2 separate regions of the Mus musculus genome follow, and region 1 is linked to region 2. A link is a loop called in an ENCODE intact Hi-C map of the cell type or tissue named here. Cell type or tissue: gastrocnemius. All regions are shown on one strand. Each heading gives the region's core, and the rest is flanking DNA. Links, peaks and the distances in the headings are about the cores only. Region 1 holds the start of Tex19.1 (testis expressed gene 19.1). Region 2 holds the start of Ogfod3 (2-oxoglutarate and iron-dependent oxygenase domain containing 3).

The links. Peaks named below come from ENCODE experiments on the same cell type or tissue, not always from the same donor. Only the 100,000 strongest peaks of a DNase experiment are listed, where the experiment ranks them.
Region 1: it touches region 2 in a loop (2.3-fold over the local background); 3 of 42 quality-filtered maps call a loop at or near these places.

What each region holds. Positions count from the first base shown.
Region 1 is chr11:121,145,245-121,150,614 of GRCm38, reverse strand. Tex19.1 (testis expressed gene 19.1) reads right to left here and starts at 4,472. Exons shown (of 3, transcript NM_028602.3): 1 at 4,393-4,472; 2 at 4,014-4,087; 3 at 2,301-3,886. The coding sequence starts at 3,797. The coding sequence ends at 2,742. In gastrocnemius, for the core only: a CTCF peak has its summit at 2,235 (motif pointing left); a DNase peak (open chromatin) is centred at 3,165.
Region 2 is chr11:121,199,744-121,205,113 of GRCm38, reverse strand. It overlaps Ogfod3 (2-oxoglutarate and iron-dependent oxygenase domain containing 3), which reads left to right and starts at 466. Exons shown (of 9, transcript NM_025402.2): 1 at 466-625; 2 at 2,006-2,223; 3 at 4,128-4,203; 4 at 5,306-5,348. The coding sequence starts at 552. It also overlaps a transcript of Hexdc not described here. In gastrocnemius, for the core only: CTCF peaks have their summits at 325 and 3,096; DNase peaks (open chromatin) are centred at 448, 721 and 3,125; H3K4me3 peaks cover 1,210 bases; H3K27ac peaks cover 1,340 bases.

The sequences.
Region 1 (5,370 bases), core at 136-5,135, 55 kb after region 2:
AGACAGAACAGCCCTCCATGTTAAGTGCCATTATTGTTCGAGTGTCACCTCAGCTTCAGGCTGTGGCATGGCATACCCACACCCATCCCTCCACGAACCCTCACAATAACTAAATGTAATTAACTCATTAAAAGCCTGAAGGCTGGAGAGATGGTTCAGCTTACTGGGCAACCATCAGCACTGGTTTGGATCCTAGCACCCATACAACAAAGCACATGTCTAATTCATGCCAGCAACCTCAGCTCTGAGGGAGATAGGTGGATACAGGCAGATGCCTGGGTCTTGGCTTCCAGCCTAGTTGAGAAAAAACACATGATCCAGGTACTAGAGACCCTGCCTAGGGGACAGGCAGGGAGTGCAAGAGGACACCTGATACCTTGTTCTGGGCTTTGTGCACACATATAGACAGAGGAGACGCCAAGTCCATCAGGAAAACAAGCAAGCCAGGCCCTGGTGTCTCACACCTTTAATCCCAGCACTGGGGAGGCAGAGGCAGGCAGATTTCTGTGAGTTCGAGGCCAGTGTGGTCTACAGAGTGAGTTCCAGGACAGCCAAGGCTGTTACCAGAGAAACCTTGTCTCAACCTCCCCTCAAAAAAAAAAAAAAAAAAAAAAAAAAAGCCTGTATAAAAAAATCGTTTAAGAACCAATGAGATGTCTTGATAGATAAAGTCCCTTGCTCATGACTGGAGTGCCCAGAAGAGAGTTGTCCTCTGACCTCCACCTGTACACAATGGCATGTGTGCACCACCCACACTCTCAAACACAAACAGTAATAAAAGTAAAGTTAAATAATAAAACAAGGGCTGGCTAGATGGCTCAGCAGGTAAGAGCACTGACTGCTCTTCCGATGGTCCGGAGTTCAATTCCCAGCAACCACATGGTAGCTCACAACCATCGGTAATGAGACCTGACGCCCCCTTCTGTTTCGTCTGAAGACAACTATAGTGTACTTATGTATAATAATAAATAAATCTTTGGGCCAGAGCGAGCAGGGACTGAGCGAGCGGGGCCAACCAGAGCCAGCAAAGGTCCTAAAAATTTAATTCCTAACAACCACATGAAGGCTCACAACCATCTGTACAGCTACAGTGTACTCATATACATAAAAATAAATAAATCTTTAAAAAATAATTAAACAAAACAACATCAAAATGCTTGCTGGGATTGACTGCTTAACCAGGAAGGAGGGAAAGGAGGGACGGCAGAAGGGACAAGCCCACTTTGTTAGGAGGATTAGGTTATCCATTGAAGCACAGGCTCCAGGCCCCTGAAGGAGACACACCACCAAGGCTGCCTCTTTCCTGTGTTCTTTAAACAGCACTGTGGTGCCATCGCTCCAGGAATGAGCATCAGAACCCTAAGTGACTAAGACACCTCTGGAAGACATATGAAAAAAAAATGACACTCAAAGTTAAGTAAGTGAGGTGAGGGTATGACAAATACCTGAAATCCCTGTGTTCAGTAGTGTGATGCAGGAGGCTAGCCTGGATTACATAGTAAGATCTTGTATCAAAACAAAAAACTAAAAAAACCTATAATCAGATCCTATCATATGGTTAACTGACCAGCAAGATGACCCCAGGATTGGGACCCGTGGGTCTTTATCAACTGAACAACTTAAATCACCGGAAGGTGATCCCAGCCAGGGACACCCACAGAACGGCAGAGATATTTCTAGATGGGCCACTCAGTGTCCACTGACGAGACACATGGGCCTTTGTTTCCTACCATCTGTGCAGGTTATGCAAGTGCTGAGGTGTGACTCTGGCTCATAGTAGTAGATCTGACACATGGATTGGTCCACAGATCCCTTCCAACTTCTAGGGCACATACTTACGTCAACTAGATGACGACATACAACTTCTACACAGGGCTCTTTCTCATTTTAAACCCTTGAGCACTTGCTGGTTATGTAGACTGTCACAGGACATACTACAAACTCCCCACAGGACTCAGGAAAGGGCAAAACCCACTGTACCATGTTCCCAGCTCTGTGGGATACCATCCCACAAGCCCGAGCCCAGAAGTTGGGGAGGTTACTCCACCAAGACCCACTCAGGAAAACTGCACAAGGCCTCCAATAAACACTGAAAACTGAGGCTACAAAGATGGCTCTGCAGCTAAAAGCACTGGTTACTCTCCTAGAGGAGCCACACTCAATTTCCAGCACCCATATGGTGGTTCAAAACTGTCAGTAACTTTGGCTTCAGGAGGTCTGATGCCCTCTACTGGCTGCTGCAAGTATCAGGTGTGAAGCCGGTACTGTAGAGGCAAAACCATACACATAAAACAATAAAATTTAAAACACCAACTTTATTCAACAAAAGCCCTCAAAAGGAGCACGAGTAACGAACAAAGTAAAACAACAAAAACAGTGAACCCTAAAATCAGGTATCTTGACCCTAAGACAGTAAGCATATGACCCCTATGACAGTAAGGTCAACTAGTGCCTCAGAGTCCATACATACGTAGATCTGTGACCGGAGCCCCCATAACACCCACCACACAACACTCCATACAGCTAAACATACAGCTAGGCCTCACCTACCAAACACTGAACACTGACACGAACATGCCAGACTTCCCTCTGAGGTTCATAAGCTCACAGGATGTTCAAGATGCCCCCTCAAGTCCTGGACCAACTGTTCCCCTGAGCTGCTCAGAACAGGCAACCTCTTGCTCTTCACAGTCCCCAGGGCCCTGGGGAATGTCTGAGCTTTAGTGTCTCAGGAATGTGCATCAGGGAGTAAGGGTCAGGAGGGGGTGGGGGGTGGGGTGGGAATCAAGGAAAGACTGAGCAAGGTGGTAGTCAGTACCACAAATAGTAGCATCTGTGATAAACAGCCTCTCTCCTGGCTCCCAGCTCCAGGTCTCTGGCATGTTAATGTGCCAGGGCAAGAAGGAACCTACCCAGAAGCCTTTATTCCACAGGTAGCAGGTGGCAGGCAATAACTCCATCCCTAATTCTGAAGCTGTCAGGATGCTCAGCCTCCAGGGATTCAGGCTCTGATGGTACAGGCCGTGCTGCCCAACTTCTTTCCGAAAATGGGCCACCCACATCTCACCAGGGTCCAGCAACACCTGCCAGTGCTGGACCTGAGTCCTTACGACCCAGCGGACACGCATTGACAGCAGGTGGCACCTAGATTGGACGCTATCCAACAGGAGGACAAACTTCTGGTCTTGCAACCAGGATTGTGCTACTGTCTGGTCCAAGGGCCAGTGGCATCTCAACTCCAACAACACAGGTTGCCCAGGAGATGGCATCACATCAAAAATATCCCACCAAGTCAGAGGAGGGATGAGCTGGTGCGAGCAGGGAAAAAGCCCATCAAGTCTCCAGGGAAGGGCCTGGGTCCACTCAGCATCCTCAGGACCCAGATCCAGGGGTACAGCTTCCTGAGGAAAGAGCTCAGTGGGCACAAAAATGGAGAATAGTATGCCCTGTGTCCACACAGGGGTTGGCAGCAGGACCCCAGACCCTTCAGAGACACTCTGTGGCACATAAAGGGACCCCAATCCCCGCCATGCATCCTGCTCAGGCCCTGGCTCCTGCTCAGACTCTGACTCTGACTCTGACAAGTATTCCAGGAGATCAGCATCTTCCTCTTCCTCTTCCTCTTCCTCCTCTTGCCAGTCTCCCATCTCCAGGTAGAGTTTATTCAATAGGAAAGCTGCCTTGAAGCAAGCAAAGCAGATCTTCGTCTGTTCCCCATGGACAAGATGGTACAGCCATGCCTCATAGAGGCAGGACATGCCCCTGGCCCCATGGCGAACGCTGACTGGGGGACACATGGTCAAGAAGTCTGTCTGCAGCTAAGCGGACACACAGATTCAGACTTGCTCGATGGACTGAGGAGGTCAGGTCAACAGAACCACAGAGGCTAGAAATAAGTGGGAAAGGCGAGAATGAGAGAAACGGGAGAAAACAGGGCACAGTAGGTCTAGGGGCTTTGGGGCTCCAGGACACGGGGCAGTGGTACCAGAACTGGGTGAGAATTCAATGAATACCTCTCTGAAGAAGTAGACAGGCTTGAGCTTCCAGAAACTTCTTCAGCTTCACACTTGCTCCAATATATGGGGAGCTAGAAAGACAGAGAAAATGAGGTTTGGCTCACCCTGCTGGGCCCGCTGCAGGGCTCCCCTGAGGAGAGGGTGTTGGGGCTCTGGCCCCCGGGGTTCCCTGTTCACTCTGGACAGGCTGGGGTGACATCAGAGGTGTCCTCAGGGCTCAAGGCCCCGACCTCACACTTGCGCCCGGCTACCAACCAAAGAGGCCGGGAAGCCTACGCCAGGAGGATCTCCTCTCTGCCCACCGTGCTCCCACCCGACCCAGGCCCACCGCACCCAGCCCGGCTCAGCCCCCGGCCCAGTCCCTTTCCATCCTTACCTCCCTGACTGAGCGCCCAGGTGCCAGCTAATGGACTCCAGAGCCAGGCTCTCCTCGCTAAGCACTGAACACCAGGGAGGACGAACGCGGCCTTATAAAGGGCCAAGTCCCGCGATGCTCCAGCTCATTTACATATCTCCCATGAGGTCCCAAAGCAGCAGGAAGCGAAGGTGCTGAGTCACTCTGGCCCTGAGTCACTCTGGCTCTGAAGGCGCACATGCGGCCTGGCGCCCCCTACAGCGCGCATGCGCTGCTCCCTTGCGCCACCTGAGTGCCCTGTGTGCTTCCTGTGTGCTCTAGCGGTGCCCGATGTCCCCATCCCTGTGCCTTCGAGGGACTCGAAGGCCCGGGCTCAGAGTTGGGCCCGCGGCACATCTTGTTTGGAAAAGTCGATTCCTTCTTCCCTGTCTCTTTAGTAAAAAGTTCTTTAACACTTGGGAAACTGCTCGCTCAGTTCTCAACTGCAGCCTAAGCACAGTTGCCTGTCTATGGGTCTTTTTGTTCTTAAACAGACTCTTTAAAGAAATTCTTTGTAGGGGCTGGAGAGATGGTTCAGGGGTTAAGAGCACTGACTGCACTTCCAAAGGTCGAGTTCATTCGCAGCAATCACCTGATAGCTCACAACCATCTGTAATGGGATCCGATGCCCTATTCTGGTGTCTCTGAAGAGAGCAACAGAGTACTCTTAAAATAAATAAATAAATCTTAGCCAGGCAGTGGCACATGCCTTTAATCCCAGCAATTGGGAGGCAGAGGCAAATCTTACAAAAACAAACAACAACAAAAAACAAAACCCAAAATAATTCTTTGAAGAGTTTATCCTTAAAGGAGTTTGGGACTCAGAGAAAAACCAAGCAGAAAATAGAAGGTATTCCACCCTCCAATTCAGCCTTGGAGCATACAGATATATTTGTTAAAATCAGTGAGCAGCATCGCAGTCCACTCTGCACATCCCACCAGGTTGGATATACTGGTGTA
Region 2 (5,370 bases), core at 53-5,052:
TATTAAAAAGAATTACAGAGTTGTGCATCCAGTTGCATGATTTCACCTGCTCGTCCTGTGCAAGGACTCAAAAGTCCTAGCCTTAGGAACCACACCCCCCCTACGCTCGCCCTCAATCCCCAACCCTGCCCGACCTGCCACTCTCAGGCAGTTCAAAGTCCCTGACAGGCTTCTCAATGCAGCTCTCGGGGCCGGGGAAAGGAGAGGGCGGCGGCCGTAGGAGACAGGTCATCCGGGCCCAGCACAATCGGTGGCTGTGGGCTTGACTCACCCGCGTCGCCGCCGCAGCCCAGCTACAGGAGAAGACAGAATTCCGCAGGTGCCTCAGGGTTGCAGTGCCAAGGGCCGAGAAGGCTCCGCCTCCCCCCACCCCACCCCACCCCCGCCACCGCTCGGCCTCCGATTGCTCTCGTCTGGCCGTGAGCCGGACGAAGACCGAGCGCGTCGCTCCCGCGTCCCGACCCCGTTCCCGCCTCGCTTTCGCTGTCGCAGCTATTGCCCCGAGTTTGGTGGCTCTCGTGTCGTAGCTGGCTCTGCGACGGCTGGGCCCGATGGCGCCTCAGCGGAGGGGACCACCCAGAATTCCCGAGGGAAGTAGTGCTGCAGAGCGCCGGCGCGCGACCAGGTAGCGGGATCCTTAGGGACCGGGAGGCCGCGCGCCACAGCGGGCGGAGCCTGACTGGTGTGTGTGGGCGTGGCCACTCCGAGGGCGGGGTCGGAGGGAGGCAGAGCGTGGTCTTGATTGCTGTGTCCTTGGCAGAGTGAGGCGTGGCCATCCCAGGGGTGGGACCTAACAGGGGTGGGACGTGCTCATGACAAGGCGGGGTCTGACTCGTGTCTGGGTTGGTCCCTGGCTAGAGGTGACAGGTGGGACCAGCCCTACTGAGACTTGAGCAGGCTTAATTTAGAGAGAGGGCGTGGTAGTGTGGGCGTGATTGATGTGTTGGGGCGTGACTTGGTTAGTGTATCCTGCGGCATCCTTTCTATAGTGAAAATGTCCACGTGGCTGCCCACCTCCAAGCTCTGCACAGAGGCCCTGCCCACAGGAAACCTCTTCTTGGAGTCGAGCTGCATTCAGTCACGTGAACAGGTTTCTCTCGCTAGGGACCCTTTTTGAGCCTTTAGGACTCCCCACCCACTACATGGTCTGTCTCCTCACATCTCTGCTGGTTACCTCATCCCAGCCTTTCACACCTCACCTATCCAAAACTGGCCTTGTGAGCCTCTGTCAAACCCACACCTGAAATGGTAACTAAGAAACGGAGTCCTTAGGGACAGGGACCTAACTCTGACAATTCTGCATGTATTTTGAGACCTTTCCTGGACAGCAGAGCTCAGCCACTCTAGTTATACACACAGAAGTGTAGAGACACAGACACAGCTTCATCAGGGACCGGACCACACAGACCTGGGTCGTAGAGGAAACTTACACATATCATTTCTGACATTCTTCTGTGCTCTTTCTGGCTCCAGGTTTATGATTTGAGTTAAGTAGATATGCTTCATGTACGCTGGTTTACGTACACATGTGTTCGTGTAGAAACACAGGCTTGGGATGGGGCAGTCATATATGGATGCATGAGTGATCAGAGACTCACATGCCCTGACAATCCTCCAAATAGGTGCTCTGTGGGCTGGACAGAAATTACCTATGGTCAGCCCACAATTTTTTTGCCCATTGAAGCACATATTCAGCCCTGTCTGGTCAGAGAAGACAGGTCCATATACTGCCTGGGAAGCTCTTCTGAGGGGTGGTGATGGTGGGCATCCTGATAAGCTTGAGTTGTGGATGGAAGTAGATGCCCTACTTCCCACCAGCTGCCTCATAATTAGCTTACAAGTACTTCCCATATCTCAGGATTGATGGGATGCATCCATCTTGATCAGAGATCAGTGTAGACACAGCCCAAGCCTGGTGGCATCCAGTGTGAACATCTTGTGAGTTTGATTGGCATGCTTAGTATGATGGCTGCATCCAGTGGCTGGTTATCGTCTCTTTCTTTAGTACCAAGAAGGACCGGCTGCCTCGGGAGGCACAGAGGACATGGCTAAGGATTGTGGCCTTTGGGGTCGGCCTTGCTCTGGTCACATGTCTGCTCTGGAGTAGTGTGGGGATCGATGATGATGTTGCTGAGGTTGTGGCCCGTCGTGGTGAGGTCCTAGAAGGCAGGTTCATTGAGGTTCCCTGCTCTGAGGACTACGATGGTCACCGAAGGTTTGAAGGTATGTGCCACCGGCTTCTCAGTAAATTAGAGTGGCTGGTAGGGGCTGGAGACATGGCTCAGCATTCAAGAACATTTGTTGAATTTCCAGAAGACCAGATATCAGTTCCTAACACCCTTGACTGGCAGCTCACAGCTGCCTGTAACTTCACCTTCAGGAGATCCAACTTCTCCTGCAGGCACCTGCGGTTATGTGCATATAGTTATACCCAGACACACAGGACGTGACAGAAATGAAACTCAGCATTGACTTTTGCTACAGTTAAAACAATATATGTGGGCAGAGACAAGCCTTCCCTTCCCAGATAGGCAAGCTCACGCTTGGTTGGAAAATAAAGATGTTTCAGAGTTGGCTTCCAGTGCCACTCAGATGCAGGCAGCACCTTATCAGGCTTCTGTGCCCAGAGGCTGCCTGCAGAGAGGTAACAGAATTAGGGAGCCAAGAAAGGGTCAGCCAGATGGCTTAGCTGTTAAAACACGTAACACAAACTGGATGACCTGAGTTCAGTATCCTGAACCTACACAGTAGGAGAGAACCAACTGCTGTCTGTAGTTCTCCGACCTCTACACGCTAGTTATAAGCCAGAGTTCTGAGGTTGGGCCCAGGGGAATAGAGGGAAGCTGCAATGTCAGGGTCTCAGGGCCAGGTGAGGACAGCCTAGAGAGCACACACCTTTGGACTGGATTGGTGGGGTGGGGTGTTGGCCTCCTTGGGCTGCTGTTTTCCTGAACATTCGATATCACACAGATGCATTCTGTTCCTCAAATGTAGAATCTGGGCCTAGCTCTATAAGGGTGGTTTATTTTTTTACATTCAAAGTAATGTTTTGGATGTGAATGGAGAAAAGGTTCCATGTTCTTCCACAAAGGGGCGCTGTTGTGATGCACAAGAAGTCAGCCCTTCAGCCACATGTGAACCTGCAGAGGAAGAACTTTGTGGACCAGGTGGCCAAGGACAAAGGGCACATCCTCTTCTCCTTCTGCAGTCGATAAAATAAACATGTTTCTGTTGTGTTGGATGCTCTGTCCTGGGAGTCTACTTGGAATATTCTAATTTACAACACACACACACACACACACACACACACACACACAAATTGTAAATGGCAGTTTACCAGCCAGCATATCTTGTAGTAAGGTCCCCAGAGTTTACAGTCCCGTCTCATGTAAGAGCACACAGCTCACTCAGGGCAAGGGGAGCTGCCAGAATACAGGGACCGGTTGTTTGCCGAGCTTGCTGCAGATGCTCGACTCCAACCTGGCATCTCTCCAACAACCCTAAACATCATCACACTCAACTCTCCCGTCAGAGCTGCTTCCAACTTCTGCCCTCTGGGTGTCTGTCTGCATGACTCCACGGTGAAGGAGATGCAGAAATGAGTATGGCAGGCAGGTACTACGGTCCTGGAGACGGATGGTGACCAGAATGACAGGCTCAGCTTGGGCTGTGTCAGAACTTTCTAAAGGGACTCTAGCAAGCAAGCAGGCTAAGGACATTGCCAGTTAGTATGTTAGCCCAGGCCTATAACTCAGGAGGCTAAGGCAGGAAGTTCCTAAATTTGAGGCAGCCTGAACTACGTAGAGAAACCATGTTTCTAACGAACAAGTCAGAGCAAGACCAAAATGTCAATGTAAGGTCTGGGGACTTCCTTGTTTCCCCGGGCCTTGGGGGCAGTGACAGGATCAGCCTATGTGGGAAGCCCAGGACACCTGGCAGGAAGGAGATGTGAGCTGAGGTTCTGCATAGGGCGAAATCGCAGTGAAAAGTTACTTTTTATCTGAAGTTGGCTTTTAACTAGGTGTTTTAACCAAACTGGCCCTCCCTGGTCATGGTAGAAGACTTTGTCAGCTTGGCCATGATCCTCGGGCAGAAGTCAGCATTTCTCCTTGGCTGTCACCCTCCAGGCTGTACCCCCAGGAAGTGTGGCAGAGGTGTCACTGACATCGTCATCACCAGGGAGGAGGCGGAGCAGATTCGCAGGTACCCATGCACCTCTGCACTTTGTCTAGGGCATCCAGGAGTTGGGTTGAGCAGTGAATGGGGGGGTGAGCCAGGGCAACAACAGAGTCTAGAGAACCCCCACAGTTCTGTGAACCATCCTCAGGGGTTTGGGGGGTCAGAGGGCAGGCGTCCTCCTTCCTGCTTCCTCTGAGGAAATGCTGTGGCCTTAGCAATGTTTCTGATGATGGAGCAGTCTAGAGGCCCAGCCTCCTCCAGGAAGCTTCCCCTGCTGTGGAGACAAGGGCTCCTCCGGCCCTACCTGACAATCAGTATCTCTGTGGCTCATAAATACCAGCTCAGAAGCAGCTGATACTGAAGTTTTCTGTGTGTGGATTTAAAAAAACAAGATCTTAAAAAGGAAAGATTTCTCAGGGTGTGGTGGTGCACGCCTTTAATCCCAGTACTCGTGAGGCAGAGGCAGGCGGATTTCTGAAGCCAGCCTGATCTACAAAGTGATTTCCAGGACAGCCAGGACTATACAGAGAAACCCTGTCTTCAAACAAACAAATAAAAAGGAAAGATTTCATTTTCTGACCAGCCAGCCATTCAGACTCAGTATGTGGCTCCTCATTTGGCCCATGAGCCCCATTCTTCTCTCTCCTCATGCTATTCCTGCTAAAGTGCCCAGCAGGAAGCCTGTCCTCTGCATCCTACCCCCCACCCTGATCCTATACATCTACGATACCTGAGGATTATTAATGCTTTCCTGAGGGGTTAGTGTTCCTTGGTGGTCCTCTCTGGGATGGGATGGCTCTTTGACAGTCTGAACTGTAATTACCAACATCCCCATCGATTGGGGAGCCGCCAGACCACAGACAAACTAAGAGGTTCCTTTGCTATAGTTTGGGATCAGGCCAGTGGTTTCCAAGTAGGCCATGTGTTAGGAGTGAGAGGAGGCTGACGTGTCCTCAGCTTTGAGGGTTTCAGTTTCAAGTTTCCCTGTTTGTTTACTTCATAAATGTTGAACAAGCAGGGCCTATAGATAAGGTACTATTATACTGGTGGGTGATTTGCCTAGATGCTTTATGGAGAATGCTGTTAACTAAAACTTGATTTAAAGTTGTTTTTTTACCCCCCACAGAATAGCAGAGAAAGGGCTCTCCCTAGGTGGATCGGATGGAGGGGTGAGTTGGCGTGGTTCCATTT